Regions from separate parts of the Mus musculus genome. Here regions 1 and 3 are each linked to region 2. A link is a loop called in an ENCODE intact Hi-C map of the cell type or tissue named here. Cell type or tissue: heart. All regions are shown on one strand.

What was found. Peaks named below come from ENCODE experiments on the same cell type or tissue, not always from the same donor. Only the 100,000 strongest peaks of a DNase experiment are listed, where the experiment ranks them.
Region 1: it touches region 2 in a loop (2.0-fold over the local background); 12 of 42 quality-filtered maps call a loop at or near these places.
Region 3: it touches region 2 in a loop (2.2-fold over the local background); 6 of 42 quality-filtered maps call a loop at or near these places.

What each region holds. Positions count from the first base shown.
Region 1 is chr2:26,499,458-26,507,457 of GRCm38, forward strand. It overlaps Notch1 (notch 1), which reads right to left and starts at 4,365. Exons shown (of 34, transcript NM_008714.3): 1 at 4,041-4,365; 2 at 2,424-2,502. The coding sequence starts at 4,101. It overlaps Gm35978 (predicted gene, 35978), which reads left to right and starts at 4,470. Exons shown (of 2, transcript NR_132655.1): 1 at 4,470-5,372; 2 at 5,707-5,890. In heart, a CTCF peak has its summit at 4,361; DNase peaks (open chromatin) are centred at 2,434, 3,014, 4,404, 5,004 and 6 weaker places; H3K4me3 peaks cover 5,188 bases; H3K27ac peaks cover 7,021 bases; H3K27me3 peaks cover 2,968 bases.
Region 2 is chr2:26,444,960-26,452,959 of GRCm38, forward strand. Sec16a (SEC16 homolog A, endoplasmic reticulum export factor) reads right to left here and starts at 257. Exons shown (of 30, transcript NM_153125.2): 1 at 116-257. 0610009E02Rik (RIKEN cDNA 0610009E02 gene) reads left to right here and starts at 965. Exons shown (of 3, transcript NR_152209.1): 1 at 965-1,241. In heart, CTCF peaks have their summits at 176 (motif pointing right) and 4,659 (motif pointing right); DNase peaks (open chromatin) are centred at 422, 932, 1,912 and 4,712; H3K4me3 peaks cover 2,350 bases; H3K27ac peaks cover 3,088 bases.
Region 3 is chr2:26,321,681-26,329,680 of GRCm38, forward strand. It overlaps Gpsm1 (G-protein signalling modulator 1 (AGS3-like, C. elegans)), which reads left to right. Exons shown (of 14, transcript NM_153410.5): 2 at 734-955; 3 at 1,828-1,963; 4 at 2,209-2,351; 5 at 2,733-2,856; 6 at 3,118-3,233; 7 at 3,657-3,812; 8 at 4,534-4,642; 9 at 5,612-5,735. Among named protein-coding and RNA genes, the nearest start is that of Gm52505, 6.4 kb to the left of the region's middle. In heart, CTCF peaks have their summits at 3,398 (motif pointing right) and 4,260 (motif pointing right); DNase peaks (open chromatin) are centred at 3,401, 3,941, 4,361, 7,901 and 1 weaker place; H3K27ac peaks cover 218 bases.

The sequences.
Region 1 (8,000 bases), 54 kb after region 2:
GATATCCCACAAAGCATAGCAGCTGCAAAGACTCTTCTCTGTCTACAGGACAAGCCAGGCCTTTCCTATATGATCACTGGCTAGCTAAACCTCAATGGTACTAGTACTGAAGAGAAGGCACTTGGTACCAAGAGGATTACTTTGCAATCCTGAGCCCTGAAACTCCCTGCCCCGCAGCTTTCGGGGTAGGTTCTCCGTTTGGGTAGAAGAGATGCTTTACCAAGCACTAATTCACTGTCCTATGACTCCATAGTTCTCAGGCCCTTCTCAGAGTAGGCAGCACAAGAAGCCGTAAACAATCAGGATCATGGCTAGGTGTGACAGAGGTCTACAGGCTCCAAGCTTGTAGACTACCCTCAATTTCTCCTTTAGGTTCCTTTGAGGAAAAAGCGAACTGCCTTTCCCCAGTCAGGAGTGGTGGATCCCTCTGTGTATGCTCTGGCAAACTCTTGGATAGGCCTCCTGAGGCCATGTGAAGAAGTAGACAACACCATGGAATGGATGGGACCCTCAATCACCCAAGCCTACACAGTGACACTGGACCCCTCTATGGATTGGCTATAAAGCCCCCCAAACTGCACAGTGCGCCCAGACCTGTGCCTATCACCAGCCAGGCCTGGCTGTAGCCTTGGCCTCCAGCTCTGCTGACCAGAAGTGAGCATATCTCTTTCATCTCACTGGACTTACGGAGTGAGCACAATGGGGCCTCTGTGGATAGAACTCAGTGGAACTCTGAGCCAAACTGAAGCAAGTTTTCTGCCAAGGAGGAAGGGCCTTAGGATCTAGTGCAAGACAGAAGGCCTGGCACCAAGAGCCTTTCAGTGGCCTGGCTTGTAATGCAAGGGATTTGCAAGCAGCTTCCCCAAGTTTGGGAGGTGGGGAAGAAAGCACAGCACCATTGGGCCTTTGGCTTGAAAGGTGTCCATACAGATACTAAGATACAAGCTATTAGTGGGACTACAGCAAACAGACTGTACCCCATGCACAACTCTACCAAGTGACTGGCAGGCAGCAGACCAGGCTGTGCCCCTTTCCTGGCGGGGCTAAGAAGAAACTACCCTCAATTGCCCCAGTCTGGCAGGACCCCTCCAAGTGCTGAGCAGAAGAAACCTTTCAGCCCGCCCTGCCAGTGAGGCAGGCAGACCAAGGAGCACAGAGGCGAGGAAGGGGGTTGTACATTCTGGGAAGCCACGCATAATTAATCACACAGCATTAATCGCCTCCCAACAATAGCTGCTGCCCTTCTACTGAATCCCAGCTGTCGGCCTCTGAATGGAAGGAAATAAGATTTAGGGCATCAAGCGTCCGTGAGGCTTCTGCAAGGGGGAGAAAAGGCCCCCCCCAAAAAAAGCAAAAAAAAAAAAAAAGTAGTGTGCATTCATTAGTGTCTGACAGAGGCACAATCGGCTTTGTCCAATAAACTGCTCACAGACCTGCTTAATTGGCTTCAGTACAGGGCGGGCCAGCCAGGGAGGTGGGGCTGCAGCCCACAGGCTGGGTACTGGAGGCAGCAGCACCCGTTGTCAAGGGGATGAGCCATTCAGCAGTTGGAATGAGGGCGTGCCATGTAGGCTGGAGCCTTCTCTGTCTCCAGCCTCCAGGGGAGGCCTTAGCCTCCAGCACCTTGCTAGTCTCATCAGGGAGGAACTCAAGTTGAAGGGCGCTAGCCCTAGCGCCAAGCAGAGACTTCCCCCAGCTGCCTAGTCCTTGAGAGCAACCTGGCCGGGATCCTTCCCAAAAGGAGTTCCCAACATGGAGCAGACCTTCCCATCCCCAAGTCATACCCATTTCACAGTTGGTGACCTGAGGACAAGGGCCCGTGGCACAGAGTCCAGAGGTGGGTCTTGTCTTAAAATAGGCACTTTTCACTGGGCAGAGGCAGGCAGATTCCTGAGTTCAAGGTCTATATAGTGAGTTTGAGGACAGCCAGAGCTACATAGTGAGATCCTGATACAAAAAAACAAACAAACAAAAAAAAACAAAAAGCACCACCAACAAAACCAGAACACAAACCAACAACACGGGTCAATTTCCTTCCTAGTGCACTCCTGCTCAGGAAGAGGGATCCCAGGTGACAGGGGGTGGGGGTCTCAGACTCTCTCGGTAAGTGTCCCAGAACGAATGCTCATCATCCAAAACAACTGTTTCTCAAGCATTTTAAATAAGAACTAGGGCACCAAGAATTCCCAGGAGCCTGAGGGCCCACGAAGGAGTGTGCCAACCTCCAGGGGCCAGAGTAGCTCCACACGCGGCATAATTGCTGGTGATTAAGTAATTGCCAGACTTTGTCCAATAAAAGTCAGCACGTGACTGCACTCAGCCTCGGGGCTGTCTTCCGAAGACAATAGCCCAGTGTTCTGTCCCCAGAAGGCAGGGGCTCTGCTCTGACAAAAGCAACAGGTCCCCTCAGGGGCGGTACTCACACACAGGCTTCAGTGCCGTTGGCCACTTCGCACCTCCCTCCATTCAGGCAGGTCCCACTTGGCTGGGAGCATCTCAAGCCTGGGGGAAGGTCAGAAGAGAGAGGTCAGGCTTGGTTCTGGGCACCTAACTCCTTATAGTCCTGATGGTGGACGGAGATTAAAGCCATGGTGCCTATGCACTAGAGTTATTGGCAGTCCTGAGGGGGTGCGGGACGCGGTGGGGGGGGCGGCTTACGAATCAATGTTCTGCTCACAGTATTGTAGTCAAAAACTAGTGGGGAAAGGATAGGCTGGCTAGGTGGCAGGTGTACCGCCCCACTCATAGTGAGGCGAAGTGGACGGCAACAGAAAGACTTAGCAAATTCTCCCAAACTTCTAACCACACAGCCAAAGTGGGAGGGGATTAAGGTGCCCAGCAAAGCCCCCCGACAAGCCTCCACCCTTGCCTCAGTTCAAACACAAGATACGAGGGGACCGCAGGAGGGAGGGGGTGGCCACACTCAGCTCCCCGGATCGTGGGAAAAAGCGACAGCTGCGGAGCCCGCCACCCCGCCCTCCAACAAAGCGCCGGCCCGGGAATCAGAGCGGCCCATTGTCGCGCCAGGGCCGCCTCCTGGGGCAGCGGGGCCGCACCCGGAGACCTGCCCCGCCTACTCCGACACCCAATACCTGTTCGCAGGCATCTCCAGGGGCAGCCCCCGCCGCACCCAGGGAGGGGGTCTTAGAAACCCCACTTAGAAGGAATTCCACCCCGTTCTCGGGAAGGGGCTATTATTAATCAAGCCCCTCCCACGCCATCTTAAAGAGCTCTAAAAATTAAGCCTCGATGTAGGGCTGAGCTCGAGCGTCACATAAAACCCCACTTTTAAGGAAAGGGCAGGCAGTTCTCTCCTTCGATTACTGGGAGAAGAGTGCAGTTGGTTACTACAACAGGAGTACCCCGTTCTGTGAAGCCGGAAGGGAAATAAGGGCTCCCCTCTCCGGCTCCCGTTCCAATCAGCACAGGATTTTCAAACTTCCGAAATGAGTCAGTCCCACGCCCACCCTAGGCAGCAAGCCGCCTGCACATCGCCCCTCTTCGAAAGTTTGATTCCGGCTAGGGGACAGCGATCCCAAAACCCCATACTAGGAGTCCAGGGCACATCGTCTCTGCCCCGCTCTAAGTAAGCAACGAGAGTATAGCGCCCCTGACCTCACACTGCACCCCAACATCCGCCCTAGCACGGGCCGGAGGCAAAGAAGAATGAAAATAAATGGTCCCAAGAAGCAACAGGAAACCAAAACCGATTCGATTCAAATCGAAAAGTAGAGGCGCAAGCAGCATGTCCGCCCCCGCGGCGAGCCCCAGGAGCGTCTACCCAAGTGCGAGCCAGGGTTGGGCCTCCGGGGCCCCATACCACACTTCCAGCGTCTTTGGGCGCTATGAGAAAAGTGGGTACCCCTGGAAAGAGAAGGGTCCTCCTCACACGCCAGGACACCAGGTCCCACGGTCCCGTCCACCCGCTCTGGCTCTCAACTCTGGCAGCTGGTCCCTTACTCCTATCTACCCAAAGCGTGCGCAGGGCGCAACAGAAGTTTCTGAAAGGCGCCCGAAGTTGCGGGCTCGCGGGAGCCTACCTCTTGCGGCGAGCGCGGGCAGCAGCGTTAGGCAGAGCAAGGGCGTCAGGAGCCGTGGCATGCCTGCTCGCCAGCTGCCCGCAGCCCGGGCGGCGGCCTCTTGGGGTGGCCGGCGGGGATCGGACGTTGACGCACACCACCGGCGGTCCCGCAGGCGTCCACCCTCTGATGCCCTCTTTCCTGGCGGGTGGGCGGCGCTGGGCTCTCAGCGGCGCTGGGCCCTACAAGGCACCCGGGCTCGTTCCTTCACTGCGCTCGCACCCGCGCCCAGCGCCCGCGCCCTGCGCCCCACGCCCCTGCGCTCCCTCCCGCGGCAGAGGCACTAGTGAGGCTCTGAGCGGGCGGGCGCTCCGCCCCTATGGGGGCCCGCCCCTGCCCCGCCCCATCCCAGCGGGCTCCGCCCCTGGTTCCTGCGAACCCTTACCCCCTTGTGGACCCTGTCCCTCCCAGCGCTTTGGTGGGTTCTGCGCCTGTCCGGGCTAGGGAGCGCGTCCCGAGCCAGGATCTAAGGATCTTATGGTTCGCAAGACAAGGAGGAATGGAGGGGTGTATGGAATGGGCATCTAGGAACTACTTCTTGTTCGAAAGTTTACAGAGACCAAAAGTTTGAGCTGGCGCTGCGGAAGGATCAGGCTTTGTGTGTAGCCGCCCTCTGCGACATTTGGCCAGAATTTGCATTTCAATAGTAGAGGAGGTACGGGTCTTGTGGGAAAGGAAAGCTGCACGGGGAACCAGCTCCATCCTGGAGTTAGGTCTAGGACCGTGGGCAGGAGCAGCTGAAGTCAAGTTTGGGGGGAATCCTGGGGCAGGAGTTTAAATGTGGCGCCCTGGCAGCGTTGCGCGTGTCCTGTCCCTAGGGCTCCACTCCTGGGAGCTGTTTGGTCTCGGCTATAGGCATCAGGAGGATTGAGGCCAGGCACTCTTAGCCATGACTTCCGGAACGCTTGACCTTAAACGATGATGGCGTCGCGCCCGCAGCCTCTGTAGAAGGGAGTTCGGGGCTCCCTAAGGGAACTCCCCAAGGACTAGTGCCTTGCTGGACAGATTGCGCTCTCGATTCCCAGCAGGAACCCGAGTCTAGACGTTCCACGGTCACCCTTCTCACTGGTCCCTGGCTGTGTCCGACTTAGGTGGCCTGGGAAAGTGCAGAGTTCCAGTACAATGACTGCTAGCGTCAACACAGCCTCTCATGCTTTATCTCCACCTTGATGTTTGGACATCCTGTGCTAAGCTGCTTAGCACTGGGCGTCCAAGATGCCTTCCTTATCCCTTTGCAGTTAAAGTTCAATGGAATCTGGAACGAACAACACCTCCCCATCCTAAAACACGGTGGTGAGTTCAACAAGGAATAAGGGCCCCAGATTATATTGTCCTAGGACCCTCCCATCTCCCTTGACACACCTGTTCCTGAAAGGCACTAAAGGGCCAGTGCCAACAGCTGTCCAGCCCCCATCTCCTGCTCCTCTCAGAAACTGGCCTCAAGCCTGGGGGTTAGCAGCATGGGGTCAGTACCCGAGAGAAAAAGCGCCCAATGCTACAGAAATATTTATATAAGAGATCTGCAGCTCCAGAGAGCAGTTCCATAGAAGGAACGCCTGACTGCAAGTGCCTCTTCTGAGATGGGTCCTGAAGGCCTCTAACTGCTTATGTGTCGACTATATTCCAGCTTTGTCAGCAGGCAGCCTGACTTGGATACAAAGAAGGCCTTATCCTTCTGGAGTCTGGAGACCTGCGCTGACCTGGCGACATCTGCCTACCTGCCATCCCGTCTGTCCATGGGTGTCTGTATCTCTTCCACTGTCTTTGTCTAGCAATGAGTATGGCTGCACAGCAGACCAGCTGAACACAAACACTTGTTGGCTCTTTTTATAAGTAGAGGCCAACCACACAGGCAGGAGAACTTAGCTGTGGAACCCTGGGACAGCTGAGCCAGAAAAATGGCCTGGGTGGGGGGCAGGGCTCAAGTTCTTGGCAAGTGGGTGTGAAGCTGTTTCACACAGTAGACAGGAGATATTGGTCCTTCTAGTCCTGTGTCTACCAGGAAAAGGGCTTGGAGGGTAAAAACAACCAGCCAACCAACAGAAACAACAGCAACAACAACACCACACACACACACAACACACACACACACACACACACACACACACCAAAACCAAAGCTGTCACTCTTCCTGCTAAATACTCACTCAGCCTCAGATGTTCTGTTGCTGATAGACCTGTAACATTGTAACCACCTGCATCTGCATCGCATCATGAATGCAGACCAGCATGGCCTGGTTGTCCTGGAGGGAGCAGGTCTGTATGCAGGTATGATGGGCAGCATAGAGTCCCAGGAGTACCAGGGGGGTTAGGCCTCCGGAGCCTGGGCTACAGGTGCCTCTCCCTCCTGCAGGATCTCACCTTGTGCCTTGTGGGACCCAGAAGTTAGGGTGCAGGTAGAATGAGACTACCCAGTTCTCAGGAGAGGCTCAGAGATGTCCCTAGGAGAGTAACTGTCAGTCAAGCCAGTTCAGGGCACATGGTATGCTTGGGTGGAGTGACAAAGAGGACAACACAGGGAAGGGGTGCAAGCATGAAGTGGTCCAGGGTGTGAGTGTTCTGTCCTGAGTGGGGTGCTGTCAGAACAGGCAGCTACAGGAACATTCCAGATCACCACCCTCGGAATCCCACTGCTTACAACGCTTGGACTTAGCGATCCAAGAAGTGTCCAACCTAAAGGGTGCTTCCTTCTGACCACTGTGTCCACCACAGCGTGTCTGTCTTCTGGTGGACCCCTGAGCTGGATCCCTGGACTCTGAATCATAGCTACTAACTGACTAGCTTACTTTGGGCCCTTCAAGGCTCTAGGCCTCAGTTTTCCCCCTACTAAGTCAGTAGCTTCCAGTCTACTCTTTCTACTTTAAGTACTGCTTTGAACATTTTTCAGAGGTTTGACTATATCTCCATATGTGCTTTCAATGGCCTGAACTGTTGTTCCAGACAGGCAGGCCAGGGCTGGCTCCCTTGTGACTGGTGTTGGTTACCCCAGCTGTGCCAGTGTGAAAGCACATTCCAGGACCCCTGTCTTGCAAGATGCCCTCTCAGTTCTGGGCTTTCTTCCCAAAAACCCTTGTCAGCTAAGCCTTGGTGATACCTTGTCTGCTTGGGTCTCTGTGGAAGGTCCTGGCCCTGCTGGGTCTCAGTACCAAATACCCAGAAAGGCTTGCTGATTGACACATAACTTAGGGAAACCGAAGGCAATATACCTGGGCCAGCAGGCAAGGTTCACAGGGGTATTGACTAGCCCTTAAGCAAGGGGCAGAATCTCCCTGAGCCATCTACAAGGTCAAGGGCCCTGTGTATGGCTGAGAGCCTGCCTAGGGCTTCCCAGTGCCCAGGAAACCTAAGAAGGAGCAAAACCTCCTAGAAGCAGGCCCTGCTGTTCTCCTACTGTGGGGAGGCCCAAGCGTGTGCTGCCTGGGCAAGTCCCCCAGACAGGCACCGAGCTCCCAAGCAGGTGAGCTGCCAAGGCCCACATGATGTGCACTTAGGCTGTAGGCCTGGCCTACTGGGCAGGTTTGTTATTGTCATCCCACAGATGGCCTTAGGCCCAATGACCTGTACCCTACCCTCTGATGGAGGCCATCTATTTGCCTGTCCCCAGGAGTCCCCAAACTGCTCAAAGAACAGACTGTGGGCTCTGGAAAGCTAGCAGGTGACCCCGGGGGATGTTCTGAGCAGTGCCTTACTGAAGTTTATCCAGGCCCTAGGGTCCCCTCAACTGCTCACACAGCCTAGGGTGGGTCTCTTGAGGAGTCACTTGTCACTTCTGTTGCTTCCCAAGAGACCCAGGGAAAAAAGGAAGGAAGGCCATGAGTGCCTGACTGGGCATCTTGTGAACTAGCACACACTGAGAAGTTGAACAGCCCTGTTCAAATCAGGGGGGTTTAATAGAGGAGGAACCCCAGTAGAACTGAGGCTG
Region 2 (8,000 bases):
CTCTTTAAATGCGCTCGCCACTCCGGGCTAGGCCCGATGCTCACTGAGCCTGCTTGGCCTCCGCAGCCTCGCCCACCCTCGGGCCTCCACCGTGCTCCATACACTCAGCCCTCACCCTGTGAGCTGTGGTTGGCTTCTCAGGCGCCGCGAACTGAAACCCAGCCGGCGACGGCGGCGGCAGTAGGGGGAACTAGCGCGTTCCCAGCAGCAGCCGCAGCCATCTTGGCACATCCGGCTCCAGGTGCCGCCGCCGACGTGTCCGAAGGAGACGTCAGCGCGCCCCGCCCCTTAATTGCCCCTCCTCTTGCTTCTTCCAGTCTTTCGCTGCTTCACCCATTGCCCCGCCCCCCCTGCCCGGCCCTCTTGGCCGCGCTCCGTACACGTCTTCGGCGCGTCAATCATACCACGCCCCCTTGGGCTCCGCCCCCTCTCCCGTCCAGTTTTGCACTGCTTCATCCTTTTGTTCCGCCCCCCAGGAGCTGCCCCGCCCATTCCCCTTAAGAGCCTTTCGTAGTGTCCCTTTTGACTCCGCCTTTCGTTCGTCTCCAGTCTTTTGCCGCCTCATCTCTTCGTCCCACCCATAGGCCCGCCCCTCTTGCGTCAGTCACTTACAGCTCCACCCCCGTGGCCCCGCCCTCACCCACTTGCGGAGCCAGGAGCGCGGGCCCCGCCTCTTCACGTCGCCCTGGTTACGCTGGTTCTGTCCTACAGTCTTCCTGTTCTAGGATTTGACTGGACAGGATTCTTCAATCCAGATCCCCGGGGAGAATCAGTCTTGAAAAACCAAAGCCAGAAGTTCCGCTGAGTCCAGAGCCCCAGCGGGCCCTCTCGCTTGCCCCCTCCCCATTTTTCCGTTGGGTTCTCTTGGTTGCCGGCGGGGGCGACTACGCGTGCGCCACCCTGCTCGAGTAGCTAGGCGGTCGACTTCTGCGGGCTGGACAGGCGCGTGCGCGGAGCTGTACCCGTTGCTTGGCTACGGCTCTTTGCTGGAGCCTGCCCGGCGCAGTTCGCGTGATTAAGCAAATGCCTTTCCTGGTGCTAGTAGGAACTCTCACCACCACCACCCCCATTCCCCTCCAACCTTTGCTAGAGGAGAGAAGCCAGAGCCTGGAGGCCAAGTCCTTCAAACTCCATTGCGACTCCTCCCGGCAGGGCGCGGCCTAAAGCCCACGGCGGAACGCTGGACTTAGACCAGGGATGTCAGCAGGTCTGTCTGTCGGAGCAGAGGCTCTCCGGAAAAGGTGGGTGCTGTCATCGGGGAAGTGACCAGGCCTGGCTCCCTCACCTGTACTCCAGAGAGCGTGAGAAGGCGGTGCCCCTGCGAAGCCGCCTGGTCAGTGGCGAACCCAGAGGCAGGGAAGGAGGGAGTGTGGTGGAGCTGGCCAGCGCTCAGACACGCAAGCATAGCCGGGAGAACTGAGGGCCAGCTTCATGTCCTCTGACGTGGCACTGTGGGTCACTCTGTAAAGCTAACATTTATCTTTAGAGAGCCAGGTTTCCAAACTCTTTCTGAACACATGGTAGACTCAACTTTAAGTCCCTAAAAAGAAGCAGCAACCCCAACCCTAGGATGGCTAGAGCTAAATAATAGCAAGGCCTCGTCTAAATAAATAAACAAACAAATAAATAAATAATAAAATGCAAGGTCTCCACTCTCAGGCCCCCAAGGGTAGAGATGTTAAAGGGACAGCTGTGCTGGCTCCCATCTCTGACTCCATCCTAAGGTAGGGACAGGACTCGATGCCTGCTATAGACTGGCTGGCATCATGCAGCCAAGCTAACCTGGCCTCTGAGTGACAGACTCCGGTTTTAGGCCCAGTCTGTGCCCATATGCCCTGCTCTGTTGACTGAAACCTCTCTGGGCATCAGGAGAGCCACTGGGTAGTTTGAGGACTTGAATGGCGTACTTTAATGCATATGCAAAGGCAATGGGCACAAACTGGGACTGCCTGAGGCAGGCAGGGCAAATGGTGACTCCTGAGTTTATGGGTGCCCCCACCATTACATGGGTACCTCCACTTTGCCTGGGGACTCTTCGTTTATTTGGAAGTTGGGCACATCATCCCCAGTTCCCTGGAGTCCTATGTAGTCAGCATCTGGTACAAAGCTGTTATAGCCTAGGCTGCACTACAGAGCACACAGGACTCCCATGCATGAAGGCTGTGTCAGAACTCCCTGTGGCTTCTGACACTGTGACCAGCACTTGGTAACCATGTATTCTTTGTAGTGCTACCCAGTCAGCCTCTCCCAGGCTGCACTGTCTGGTGTGGTGGCCCCTGGGCAGTTACATAGAGCTGTGAACTGTGAACATAAAGCATACCAGATAGGTAAGAATTCATTGGTGAGTGTTTATTGAATGTTGAGTATTCTGAGAGCATTGGGTTGAATAAAACTTCTTATTAAACGTGATATATTTTTTCTTTAATGTAACTAGGAAGTATAAAACTCCACATGTAGCTGTCAGTGCATTCCCCCCGGACAGTCCTAGCCTAGATGCTGTGTACTTGACATCCCTTACTCTAGGGCTTATGGCCTCCTTGAGTCAGGAGGCCACAAGGTACTGTTTCCTTTCTGGCACTGAGAAGCCAGGGGCAGGCCTCTGAAGACTGCTACAGGAAGAGGTAGTAGTCTTGGTAAAGAGAGGGTGTCTCTTGGCCTCGAGCCTCTGTCCCTCATGCCTGCTAGCAGGTGTGGTTCCAGCCTCAGTGTTCCTGATAGTCTGTGCCTGCTCTGTTTTTGGCACCATGCTCAGCCCCTGACAAACCCTCAGCATGGACATAGAACCTGAAGAGAAGAAAGTGTCAGCTCCCAGGAGACAGGGCTCCCTGAGTAGTCCCAGACAAAAGTGTGTTAGGGCTACAGGGGTAGAAAGAACTGATGGGGGGAGGGAGGTTTCCTAAAGGATAAGGAGGTGATGGGCTGAGGAGAGTTGTATGCCATTTGTTTCCAGGCCCTATAGTGTATACCAGTGTGCCACCCAGGCTGGCTCCCACGTGGCCAAGGTGAGTGGAGATCCTTTCTTGAAGCTTCAGGCCAAACCCCTGAGAGCAGTGGTAGGCAGCATGAAAGGAGCCTCAGGCCAGTTTCACTTTTTCATGTGCCCATAGTACAAGGCTAGTTTGCAGATGGAGCTCCATACTAGGCAGATGCACCTTGGCAGCCCTGCCTTCCATGTATCTTAGGCCCCTGGGTGCTCACTGTGGGTATGAGTGAGGGCTGACCTGTGGACCGAAGGTACCAACCAGAGAAGCCCTGGCACTTTATCCCTCTCCTGGGCTGCTGAGAATGGGGCTTGCAGCCCTTCCTCCCCACAGGAACGGACACACCTTTGGGTACCCCTCCCCCAGCTGCTAAAACAGATAAATGGCTTGAGGATTTTGTTGGGTGGTCCAACTGTACTGTAAGATTCTAGAAGCCAGAGATTCAAGGGTGTTAGACACCTGCATTTTTTCACCCATGAAAAGAGATGGTAATCAGAACCTGTCCAAGACTTTCCTGAAGGCTTCTGGAATTGTCATGGATAACAGGGGCTCAGAATCCACAGTAGGCCCCTCCCTTCCAGGTACAATACCTGTTAACTACACTACTATCAGCTTCCTGGCCTATGGCTTCTCTTTCATGTTTCCAGAGTCCTGCATAAGGCTTGGCTTATTCTGTGTCTCAGAGGACATTTTTAGATCACAGAGCCACCCTATAGGTGATAAGCAGGGAGTAGGGATGAAATAGAAAACACAAGGCGAATGTTGACATCACACTAACCCAGGGGCACAGACAGTGCAGGAAGGTCTCCCAGTGCACATTCAAAGGTGATGCACAACTGTACTCCAGGCACTGCTGGCTGGAATTGGGACAGAGGGTCAATTGGGAATTAGGCTACTCCTCTGTCCTGGAGCAGGTGTCAAACACTAGGAAGCTCCAGATGTGCCTCTTGAGAGGCACTTGTCAAAGCAGGGCAGGAGCTCTTTGGGACAGTCTGGGTAGAGCCTCTGTATCAAAAGGGAAGGGATCTTTGGTTGTGGGTCTGTAGGTCTGCCAAGGGATATTTGCTAGATATTTGGAAGTAAGGGAGGTTCTAGGGGCTTTTCAGATCAGTTTGGCCTGCTTGAGTTAGCCTGGGGCATCCCAGGCAAGTGGTATTTCTGGAGCAAATGTAGAGCCTACCTTAATGAAGCCCTTGGGCAGAGATTGAGTTTTCTGGCAGCAACTGCTTCTGATAGCACCAGCATAGCAGCAAGGCATGAATCTGAAACAAGGGTAGTAATTCGTATTGTATGGGTGGACTCCCTAGGAGTCCAGGCAGGAGGGAAAGAACAAGGACCTTGATAGATCCAGGAGGAACCCCAGTGTGCAAAAGGTGCCATGTGCCAAACTGGCTGTGTCCAGGGATCCTGGAAAAGTGCCCTGCCAAACCCCTCTTTCTCCCTGAGCACCCATTTCTGATTTTGAAGTGCTTGTGGACAGCATAGCTAGAGAGATCCCTTCCATTCTTTCTGGGGGAAGATGACCTCTCTCGTAGATCTGGGAGTCATGTGGCTCTGGATCTAGTGAACCAACTTGAATGAACTGTTTCATTCAGTTTCCTTGTATGCATCATGAATAATATCTTGGGATGGACACAAATGCCATCTGGAGAATCTCTTGCTCGCCAGAGGCACACTAGTGGAACGCTGCCAGCAGAGGGAGGCAGAGAGCCACCTACAAATCTACCTACAAATTATCCATCCATTGAGGGCTCCTTCCAGATCCTATCTCACTTGAGTTAGGTGCAGGTGTTGCATACCCTGCAGACCCCCCTAACCACACACACACACACACACACACACACACACACACACAGAGCAGCCCTCGCAGAGGGAAGTCTTTACTTCTGGACTCCCTGGAGGGGGTGGGCTTACTAAAGATAGCAGGTGCTGCATAAATGCTCTCTGAGTTGAGCACATTGGAGTCAGAGAAGACAATGGATTTCCAAGCTCTGAGGTCAGAGACAGAATCCTCAACCTTGTGGGAGCCTGTGGCATTGCTTTCAAGGTAGAGGAAAGGGCCTTGTTCTGTGTCACCCCTTCCACCTGGCCTGCTGAGGCTAAGGTCAGAGACCTTTTCTCTCCCCTTCCCTTTTCCAGCTTAAGAAGATTGTATTGATGGGGAGTAAATAAGTAGCTTAGGTCAGACTTGTTTCTGAGTGCCAGAGTGTCCACAGCTCCAGTAGAAAGCATGCTCACCCCATGCAGAAGAATCTCATGAGAAACAGAACACAGTCGTCTTTTTTGGGGGGCGGAGGGGGGGTTCGGGGTTCGAGACAGGGTTTCTCTGTGTAGCCCTGGAAGTCCTGGAACTCACTTTGTAGACCAGGCTGACCTCGAACTCAGAAATCCGGCTGACTCTGCCTCCTGAGTGCTGGGATTAAAGCCATGTACCACCACACCCGGCATAACACAGTCTTGTATTTGAAATAGTCATAGAAATAGCATGGTGTTGTAGAGAATGGATCTCACAAGCACTAGAATCTAAAAATAAGCCTTGAGGTCAAAGTTGTGTGAAAGCTCTGAACCCTGAACTTTGTGGAACACTCTAGGTGGTATGTGCACATAAAAGCATTGAAGCAACCATTCTTGGCCATCTGTGATGGTTTATATATGCTCAGCCCAGGGAGTGGCATTATTAGGAGGTGTGACCTTTTTGGAGTGGGTGTGTCACTGTGGTTGTGGGCCTTAATACCCTTGTCCTAGCTGCCTGGAAGTCAGTGGCCTTCTCCTAGTGGCCTTCAGATGAAGTTGTAGAACTCTCAGCTCCTTCTGTACCATGTCTGCCTGAATGCTGCCATGTTCCTGCCTTGATGATAATGGACTGAACCTCAGAACCTGTAAGCCAGCCCCAATTAAATGTTGTTTTTATAAGAGTTGCCTTGATCAGGGCTAGTGAGATGGCTCAGCGGGTAAGAGCACTGACTGCTCTTCCAAAGGTACTGAGTTCAAATCCCAGCAACCACATGGTAGTTCACAACCATCCACAATGAGATCTGATGCCCTACTATGGAATGTCTGAAGACAGCTACAGTGTATTTACATATAATAATAAATAAATCTTTAAAAAAAAAAGAGTTGCCTTGCTCATAATATCTGTTCACAGTAGTAAAACCCTAACTAAGACACCATCTCTCAATGAGTTTGTGGTGACCAGTGACTGTGTATGCTGGGCTTGGCTGCTAAGGAATGTTCTTAAAATCCATTGTGATAACAATAGCCATGCTATTTCTGGGTCCTTACCAGAAGTGAGTTCTACACAGATGGCCAAAGCATCCACACATAGACCTTGGAGGTCACCCCTCACACAGGAGGACACTCTAGGGACCTTCTATCCCACAGCTGCCAGGTAGTCCATGAGAACACCACCCGTGAGGGTGGTCAGGAATTAGGACAGGACCACATCATCTTTAAAGTGCAGGTGGAGAGAGCAGCATCCCTGTCCTTGATCTTCAAAACGGAGGGATTCTCTGGAGAAGCTCCACACAAACCTTTCGAAATCCACAGTACACATAGCTCAGTCGGGCTTGAGGATACTGTAGTAAAAGAGCCCTGTTTCCTAACTCGTATGCAGCTGAGGATTGGCCTGGGTCTCCACAGCTCCACAGGGTGGGGTCTGGAGTCACATAGTAAAAATCTCCCCATAGAGTGTCCCTGATAGCAAACTTTGCAAGACTCATGGCTGGCTGGTTCCCGGAGTCTCAGAAGGACAGCAGCACTCCATCACTTTTGATTGTAGGCATAACCCTGCTGCTTTGGCTGGGTTTATGGCACTAATACCCTTGGGTCCCTCTTTGTGCTGGACAAAGCAATGCAGAGCCACATTTGGTGCCTCCTTTGACAAGAAACAACACCAGCATAGCAGTCTCTCCCCTCACCTTCTTTATTCCTTTGCTTACATCTTTATAGACAGGATCTGGCTTAGAACTCCTGAACCTCCTGCCTTTACCGTCCTCCCCTTCGCCCCCCAGTGCTCCCAGTACTACATCTGGCTCCATGGGTTGTTTATCTGTGCTGGTGGAGATTAGCCTGTCTGGGATGACATTTTGACCATGTGTGGCCTCTAAGCACCTTCAGCATGGCCAGTGCAGATGGTGATAATGCAGGTGAGCTGGCACAGTGGGTAAGGGTGCCTGCTGCCAAGGAGGACAACCCAGGTTCAGTCCCTAGGACCCACATGGTAGAGGGAGAGACTGGCTCTCATCACTTGTCCTCTGACCTCTACATGTATGGCATGTGTTAGCACACATATACATAAGCAAATAAATACAAATAATAATACAAAGAATGTCAACTCTGTCCTTTTCATACTTCGCTTGTGTTGACTGCTAGTTAAGTGGTAACTGTGGTTTCATTGGACGAACCAAGATGTAGTATTGAAATAAATTCACCTGCTCCTTTGACCTTTTTAAGGGTTATGAAGTACTTTGAATGACCTATGTGGTTTCCGTCTTATTTCTATTGGAATGGGCTTCTCTGAATGACCCCAGGAGGCTAAGGAAGCCCTTCTCTCTCATACTGAAGATATACACAGACAGTGGAGCGAAGGACACTTGGGACAGGAAGAGAACTAGTTCTTGGGTTTGTTTTTGTTGCTATTTGGTTTGGTTTCAGTTTTTTGAGACAGGGTTTCTCCTTGTAGCCCTGGCTGTCCTGAAACTCACTCTGTAGACCAGGCTGGCCTGGAACTCAAGAAATTTACCTCCGCCTGCCTCCTGAGTGCTGGGATTAAGGGTGTGCAACACCACCACCAGGCTGTTCTCGGGTTATTTATATCTGCTTTTGTTATTTTTGAAACAGAAGTTAGCTATATAACTCAGGCTGGCCTTGAACTTATGGCAGTCCTCCTGCCTCAGCCTCTAGAGTGTTGGATTTACCATACTTGTCTGGAACTACTTACATACTTGAATGTTGAAAAGTAGGACTTAAAGTCAAGCCTGGTGGGGCATACCTGCAATCCTAGAACTCAGGAGGCTGAGG
Region 3 (8,000 bases), 120 kb before region 2:
CTTTAAAAATATTCAGTTCTGAGCTGGGCCCAATGCAATATGTCTGTTATTCTAGTTTCTGGGAAGGCCAAGGCAAGAGAATTGCTTGGGCCGGCAACCTAGAGACCCTGACTCAAACAGGGAAGAGAAAAAAGACAGCTTGCTCTGAAGCTGGAGCAAACACTTGGGTCCTCAAATCCCCAGGCCACGGGTGCAGGAGCAGCCTAGGGTGGGGACTTTGGGGATGGGGGTGGCACTGTTCAGGTCTGAGGGAACTTCTCTGGCACAGCTTCCCACAGGATATTTCTACTTGTCAACACAGCCCAAAGAGCTTGTAATCCTACATATGAAACCTTCAGACCCAGGCTGTTCTTGGCACATGGTGGTAAGGGCTAGATATTAAGGCAGGGATTGCTGGACAGTGGTGGCTCACGCCTTTAATCCCAGTACTTGGAAAGCAGAGGCAGGTGAACCTCTGAGTTCGAGGCCAGCCTGGTCTACAGAGTGAGTTCCAGGACAGCCAGGGCTACACAGAGAAACCCTGTTCAGAAACAATAAGAACAAAAGATAGGAACCAAGAAGGCAAGCTACACCGCTGGGGCACTGTTGGGTCCAGGATCTGCTCTGAGCATGAACTCCCAGCTGCCATATCTGTGAACAAAGCTGTGACGGGGCACAGCTGCTGAGGGACATCGTCTCATTGCAACCATAGAGTGTGCCAAGGGGTGGACCATGGTATTCCTTCTCTGCCTAGGATGGAGGCCTCCTGTCTAGAGCTGGCCCTGGAAGGGGAGCGGCTGTGCAAGGCGGGGGACTTCAAGGCAGGTGTGGCTTTCTTCGAGGCTGCTGTGCAGGTGGGCACTGAGGACCTGAAGACACTGAGTGCCATCTACAGCCAGCTGGGCAATGCCTACTTCTACCTGAAGGAGTATGCCCGGGCCCTGCAGTTCCACAAACATGACTTGCTGCTGGCACGGTAAGTACTGGTGGATTGTGGCCTGATGGCATTGTCCTGGTCCCCTGTGTGTGGAGTCCCCTGCCCTTGGGGGAGGTTGGATGCAACAGGTGTATCTGTGCCTGGAGAGCCCAACAGGAGGGCCTGACCTAGGACGGGGAATCTGTGAATCCCTTAGAGGTCAGCATTCAAGTTAAAATATATGTATGTGCATGGATATGTGTGTGCTGTCTGCATGTGTATATGTATGCAAGTGTATGTGTATGTTTGCCTGCGTATATGTGTGTGTGCCTGTGTGTGTGTATGAACATGTGTCTATCTCTGAGTTATCTCTGGCTTGGTGTGACTCTTTCTTCCTGAGATTGTATCTCTACCACCCATAGCTATTCCTTTTCTGTGGTCTTGGGTTCCAGTTACTCTTGTCATCTTCTCTGTAGGGTATGGTCTTACTCCAGGGGAACCCTCTGTTCTCCCTGTGAACTCTGACCCCTTGGAGGTTTATGGTCTCCCTTCTGCACATTTCCCACCGTTTCCTAGGTTCTATCTTGATGCCTCCAGTCCTGTCTAGCCTTTGACTCTTGGTTCCTACTGTTTCCTGCAGGGCCTCCCTCTCACTCCACATTTAACCCAGCTTCTACAGATGCCTCAGAGCCATCCTGACTGCATAGACAGGGCGCAGAATTCCCCCAGCTCTGGCATGCTGGCGACCCCCCACCAGCAATCCTCCCCACTTCTCTGTCCTCAGCACGCAGTACGGACCTGACGCAGCTGCTGGATCACCAATGCATGTGTAGAGCTAACTTTTCACTGTCTGTCTTTCCCCTCTGAGGCTTCTTGCTCATCTCAGGGCCCAACTAGACCCAACTGACTCCTCACTCCTTCCTGCCCTCCAGGACCATTGGTGACCGCATGGGGGAGGCCAAGGCTAGTGGGAACCTGGGCAACACACTCAAGGTCCTAGGCCGATTCGATGAGGCAATCGTCTGCTGCCAACGACACTTGGACATTGCCCAGGAGCAGGGGGACAAGGTAAGTGGTCGGACCCTTGGGTCCTCTACCCTTTCCATCCCTGCTGGGGCTCTTACCCTCAAACGTTATTAGGCCCAGCCACCTCTGCCACCCAGCTGGCAGAGGAGAGAGAGGGAGAGGGTAGAACTGGATCTGCCCTTCCTCGGGACTCAGCAGGCCATGGGACTAGAACACAGCTCCTGCAATCACACCTTGGTGTGAGTTCCCGGGGGGCTGTCGAGCCTCTACCTCACTGCTGCCCACAGGTTGGGGAGGCGAGAGCACTCTACAACATTGGAAATGTGTACCACGCCAAGGGCAAACAGCTTTCCTGGAATGCTGCACAGGACCCCGGGCACCTGCCACCTGATGTCCGCGAGACACTGCACAGGGCCTCTGAGTTTTATGAGTGAGTGAGTGTGGTGGGCTGGCACCACAGGGTGAGGGCTGATGGGGCTAGGCTTATCTGAATGCCCCTGCGTTCCATAAATACTTCTTGAGCCAGTGTGTGCCTGGTAAGGGGCTGGGCAGGATTCCCAGACACAAAACACCCTCACATATAGATAGCCCTACTGCTCTGTGGGCACTTCTCCTCACACACACCTCTTATGCATGGTAGGCTTTGACCAATCTTCCAGCCCCAAGGCTCCAGTGTCATTTGAGGCAAGGATCCCATTCCCTCCACATGCTCCTGGGAGAGCCACTCAGTACTGTCCAGCTTCAGGAGGAAGCTATGTAGCCACTTCCTGGTGCTAGGAAGGACATAGCTCTCAAAGATTTGGCCCCCTAGGAGGAACCTGTCTTTGGTGAAGGAACTAGGCGACCGGGCGGCCCAGGGCAGGGCCTATGGCAACCTGGGTAACACCCACTACCTACTGGGAAACTTCACGGAGGCCACAACCTTCCACAAAGAGGTGAGTGAGCTGGGCCTGGGTACCGGGGCGGGGATGCTGCAGTAGGAAGGCTTCAGGTTCCCCTCACAGTCCTCAACGGCATGGGGCTGGAACATCACTGAGCCCCTTGCTCCTGTTGTATTTCGTCCTGTGGTCCTAGTCTACTCCCCTGGACACTTAGACATTAAGCTAGCACCTTGGGTGGAGAGGCATCCCTCCCTGACTGTGTTCCTAGGGGTTGCAGGGCTATGTGATGACCTCGGGGTTTGGATCTATCTGCAGCGCCTGGCCATCGCCAAGGAGTTTGGGGACAAGGCAGCTGAGCGGAGGGCCTACAGCAACCTGGGCAATGCTCACATCTTCTTGGGGCGCTTTGATGTGGCTGCTGAACATTACAAGTGAGCAGGGAAGACAGTCCTGGGGTATACTGAGCACCATGCTACAGAGATGCCACTCCCATGGTGCAGTCCCAGGAGCCAAAAAGGCTGATGCATGAAGCTCCTGGGTGTCCCTGACCTGTGTCACAGTTCTTAGTCAGCTGCTTCCTGGGTAGAGGGGTGGCCACTAGATGGAGCAGGTACTTCATGCTCATCTCAGTTCTGAGATACAGACACTGAATCCCTGTAAATATCATCTGCTCAGAGCTGTTAGTGATATTAGCCAGTGTCACAATTAGCTAACTCCTTAGCCAACGGGAACCCATGCACCCACACGCATCTGGTGCTGTGAGTTGAGTGCAGTGGCCATTTCAAGATGAACATTCCTGATGTAGAAGAGACATTGCCACTCCCCTCAGGGACTGACTCTCCCATTCTGCACAGGAAGACGCTGCAGCTGTCTCGGCAGCTCCGGGACCAGGCAGTGGAGGCTCAGGCTTGCTACAGCCTGGGCAACACCTACACACTGCTACAGGACTACGAGCGTGCTGCTGAGTACCACCTGCGGCACCTAGTCATTGCCCAGGAGCTGGCTGATAGGTTTGTGAAAACAAGGTCTTGGCTGGGCCTGGCTTACAGTGACAGCCTGGGTTTGAGTGCACGCTCCCCTGCGGGCCACAGCATGCATGCTGGGAGCGACCTCCCACATAGGCCCTCAGCCAATCCCTCAGTGGGAAACAGTGTAAGCAAATAGGTAGGTCCAAGGCTTGTAGGGGCCCGTGACTTCCCAGCTCTGGAATAGCCTTCTGTGCAGATCTGGATGTAGCAGGGTTTCAGAGCCACAGACCTGGGGGCAGCTATAACAGGAGGTATCCTCGAAGAGCTGCCCTGTCCCCAGGGCTTCTGTGGGAGGGACAGATAATGGAAGTGTCCTGGAACTAGGTAGAGATAGTGGGAATAGCGACAGAAACAGCGAACTATCCCTGAATGCATGGTTCACTTTGGACCTGGGTAAGGGAGCATGGAGCAGGCTACAGGGAGGCACTTGCTGGCCACTAGGGGGCGAACCAGGCCTTGCGCAACAGTATACAAGTGCTGGGCTCTGCAGGCCCAACTGGCCCCAGGGTAAGCTGGTAACACGCTTAGGTTTATCTCCCTCAAGGGGGTGGACCAGTGAGCACTGTGGCCAGGGCCAACGAGCTCCTTTGGCTGAGGAAACCCTGTGCTGATGGTACATTGTGTACCAGGGTTGTGGGAGGATCGGGGACTTGGGGCAGTAGGCAGACCTGGGAGGCAGGTGTGATTGTCTAACTTTCCACAGGGTGGGAGAGGGCCGAGCATGCTGGAGCCTGGGGAACGCCTATGTGTCCATGGGGAGCCCTGCACAGGCCTTGACCTTTGCCAAGAAACATCTGCAGATCTCCCAGGAGGTGAGCCGGGCCTACTCCCCTAGGTCTCTACTGGTGCCTCGGCAGCACATTGTCTCCTTTCGTGTGCTTGTTCCCAACCACCCTTTCTGAACACTGGATCCCTAAGAGGACAGTTCCCACTTGTGTGTACCAGGGCCAGTGGGTCAATGGGGGGAGCAAGGATCTGTTTTCCACTTAGAATGCTGGTGTCCCCTGTGTGGATTCCATTCTCCAATCCCTAGGGAACTGGGCCGTGTAAGGTATCGGGGATGCTGGGAGTAACCTCTTGGAGGTGGACCAGGGAGACAGGTTCTATTGCCCAGGAATACCCTGTGATACCTCTCTAGGAAGCTGAGTGGTCCCTTCTCTATGTTCAGTCCCCTCCTACTGCGGACAGTGCAGGGACATCCGAGAGAAACCTAGTCCTCCTAACTAAGGGTGGATCTCAAGCCCCTACAGCATCAAAAGGAACTTCTCACAAGAACAGGATGGTCCAGAGCAGAGGAGACTCTGTCTGAAGACTCCTTCGCATGGTGTTAGCCTCACTTCCCCATGAGTGCAAACAGAGGTCTCCAAAAACTTCTGAGCTTCATGGTTCCCTGTGTTCTTCATGTTGGGTTTGTACTCAAGAGGATCCCCTGATGGAGCCTCAGTATTGGAACCTGAGGCTTGTGGGCCCTAGGAGAAGACAGTTCCCTATGGTTGAGACAGGCTCACTCCACGAGAAGGCCAAGCTGACCACTCACAGGAGGTTTCCCAAGACCCTAAGCATTCTGGGATGGACTAGAGGCTGTCCAGAACACCTAGGAATACACTCAGAGTCAAGTTCTGGTAGAGAAGGACTGGCTCGCTCAGAAAGCCAAGGGTCTGAGGTCAGCCCAGGCTGTCCAGCAGGCCAAGGATGGTGTGCAAGAGCCCTGTCACTAACACTCAGAGATCACAGTCCCAAGTCTGACCTGCCGCCTGTCTCCCCACCCCTGCTTGCTTCAGATTGGAGACCGAAACGGAGAACTGACAGCCCGCATGAATATTGCCCACCTGCAGCTGGCCCTGGGCCGGCTGACTAGCCCAGCAGCAGCGGAGAAGCCAGATCTGGCTGGCTATGAGGCACAAGGTGAGCAGTGGTTCGGGGGCTGAAATGTGCTTCCTCATGTCTCTAGTCTCAGCATGAGGTACAGTAGTCAGGGCAGCTCTGAACAGGGATGTAGCAAGAGAAACTCGGGGGTGGGGGAGACAGTTCAGGACACAGAGTAGGTCTCCCAGAAAGGAAGCCATTAACAGCTACTGAGTAAGAGAAGAGGCTATACCCGATCTGGGCACCTACTCGTCCTTGATTTGGGTCCAGGAGAGACCACACCACTCACTGCCCAGGAAGGCTCATAGTGGGAGTAGAGAGTCAGGCGGACACAGAACTGCATTGCAGTGTGATGTGAGGAGAGCCAGGGTGTCCAGAGTTCTGGGGCACAGATGGACTCCACTGGGGCATACCAGGGATCAGGGGTATTTTAGTTATTGTTCTATTGCTGTGAAGAGACACCATGACCAAGGCAACTCTTACGAAAAAAGCATTTAATTGGGAGCTTAGTAACAGTTTCAGTGGTTTGGCCTGTAATCATTACGGTGGGGAGTGTGGTGACAGGCAAGCAGGCATGGTACTGGGAAAGCACCTAAGAGTGCACATCTGATCCAAAAGTTACAGGAAGGAGGCGGGGGAAAGGGCTTGGCATGGGCTTTTGAAACCTCACTCTCAGTGCCACACCTCCTCCAACAAGGCCACACCTCCTCCAACAAGGCCACACCTCCTCCAACAAGACCACGCCTCTTTTTTTTTCTTCCACATTTTGTGTTCATTTTAATGATAAAAAGGGGCACAGGAGAAAAAAAACCTGATATTTCACTTCTATTACATAACAAACTAACCAAACTGGACATGGGGGATGAATTATAAAACATCATTTTACGTATTTTTCTATGACTATTCTTTAATTAGACTTGTGTATTTCAAATAAGGTTGAGGTATAGTATACTGGCAAAAATATAAGAGGCAAATAAGAATAGTGCCAAAGAGCTGGGCAGTGGTGGCACATGCCTTAATCCCAGCACTTGGGAGGCAGAGGCAGGGGGATTTCTGAGTTCGAGGCCAGCCTGGTCTACAGAGTGAGTTCCAGGACAGCCAGGGTTACACAGAGAAACCCTGTCTCGAAAAACCAAAAAAAAAAAAAAAAAAAAAAAAAAAAAGAATAGTGCCAAAGTAACAGGTACCCAAAATCGAAATCCATGTCAGAAAACATCATCTAGTAACCAATTATGGGATCAGAGCAGCAGGAGGAAGGTACTTCTATGTCATCATCATTTGAGTGGTATTTGTCAGCTTCACCATGGTAACTTTGTAGCATCATTCTCCATTTGTGAAGTAGTAAAATTCCTGTCAAAAAAGGAAGGGAGGGCAGGGAGCCAGTCAGTTCATTCCAATAAATTACCTCGCCAGTTCTTATAAACATGCCTGTCAGCACAAAATTAGGAACTAATATAGAAGACTGGAAGAGACTTGGTTTAAGTTATGAAGCAAATAAAATGAAACAAACAAACAAACAAGAAAATAGAACCAACAGGGTTGAAAAAGCCCCTCACTGAAAAATCCGTATTAAAAAAATAGAGTTAATAAAATAAAAATAGAAACAAAACTCTGCTAGTACAAACTAGCCTGAGTGGTTTGATTGACAGAGTGATTGGGTCAACTGTCATTGTACTTCATAAATGGGTTTTCCTCACTCATGTTAAGTGGCACATGGATGGAAGCAAGCTCTGTAAAGGACAAGGACTGCATTTTCATACAACCCAAATAGTTAACTGTAAGTCCTATAAAAAATAGTTTACTTTGATAACTGACTGAAATATGTGAGAACTCCATGTATCCAACCACATGGTTGTTTGCTGTATAGTCCTGTGCAAATATAAAAAAATTTTTTTTTTTTGCTATAAGAAAATTCCACTCTCTGGGATTCAGCCATTTCTATGAGGATCATTCTTGTTCAAACCACCACAAAAGGCAACGGAAAGGTTGCCAGAATGATAGGTAGTAGCCTGGACCACCAATGGCAGAGGGCTGGTGGGTCCCTGAGAGAGCAAGACTCTTTGGTCTCCTAGAGCCCCTCCCTCCCATGATCCTAGTGGTACCACAGGGCAAGAAGACAAGAAAGGGCTTCTTCCTAAGCAGCCAGCAGCCAGAGTACCCGGCATCGTCATACTCTGTGGGCGGGGCCGCTGGGAGCCTGGAGGGAGCCAGTCAGGGACTGCCTAGAGTACTAATCAGGCAAAGGCACTTGAGTGACCTCATTCAGACTGCTGACTGTCCCTGTGCGGGTCAGACACGTGGTGA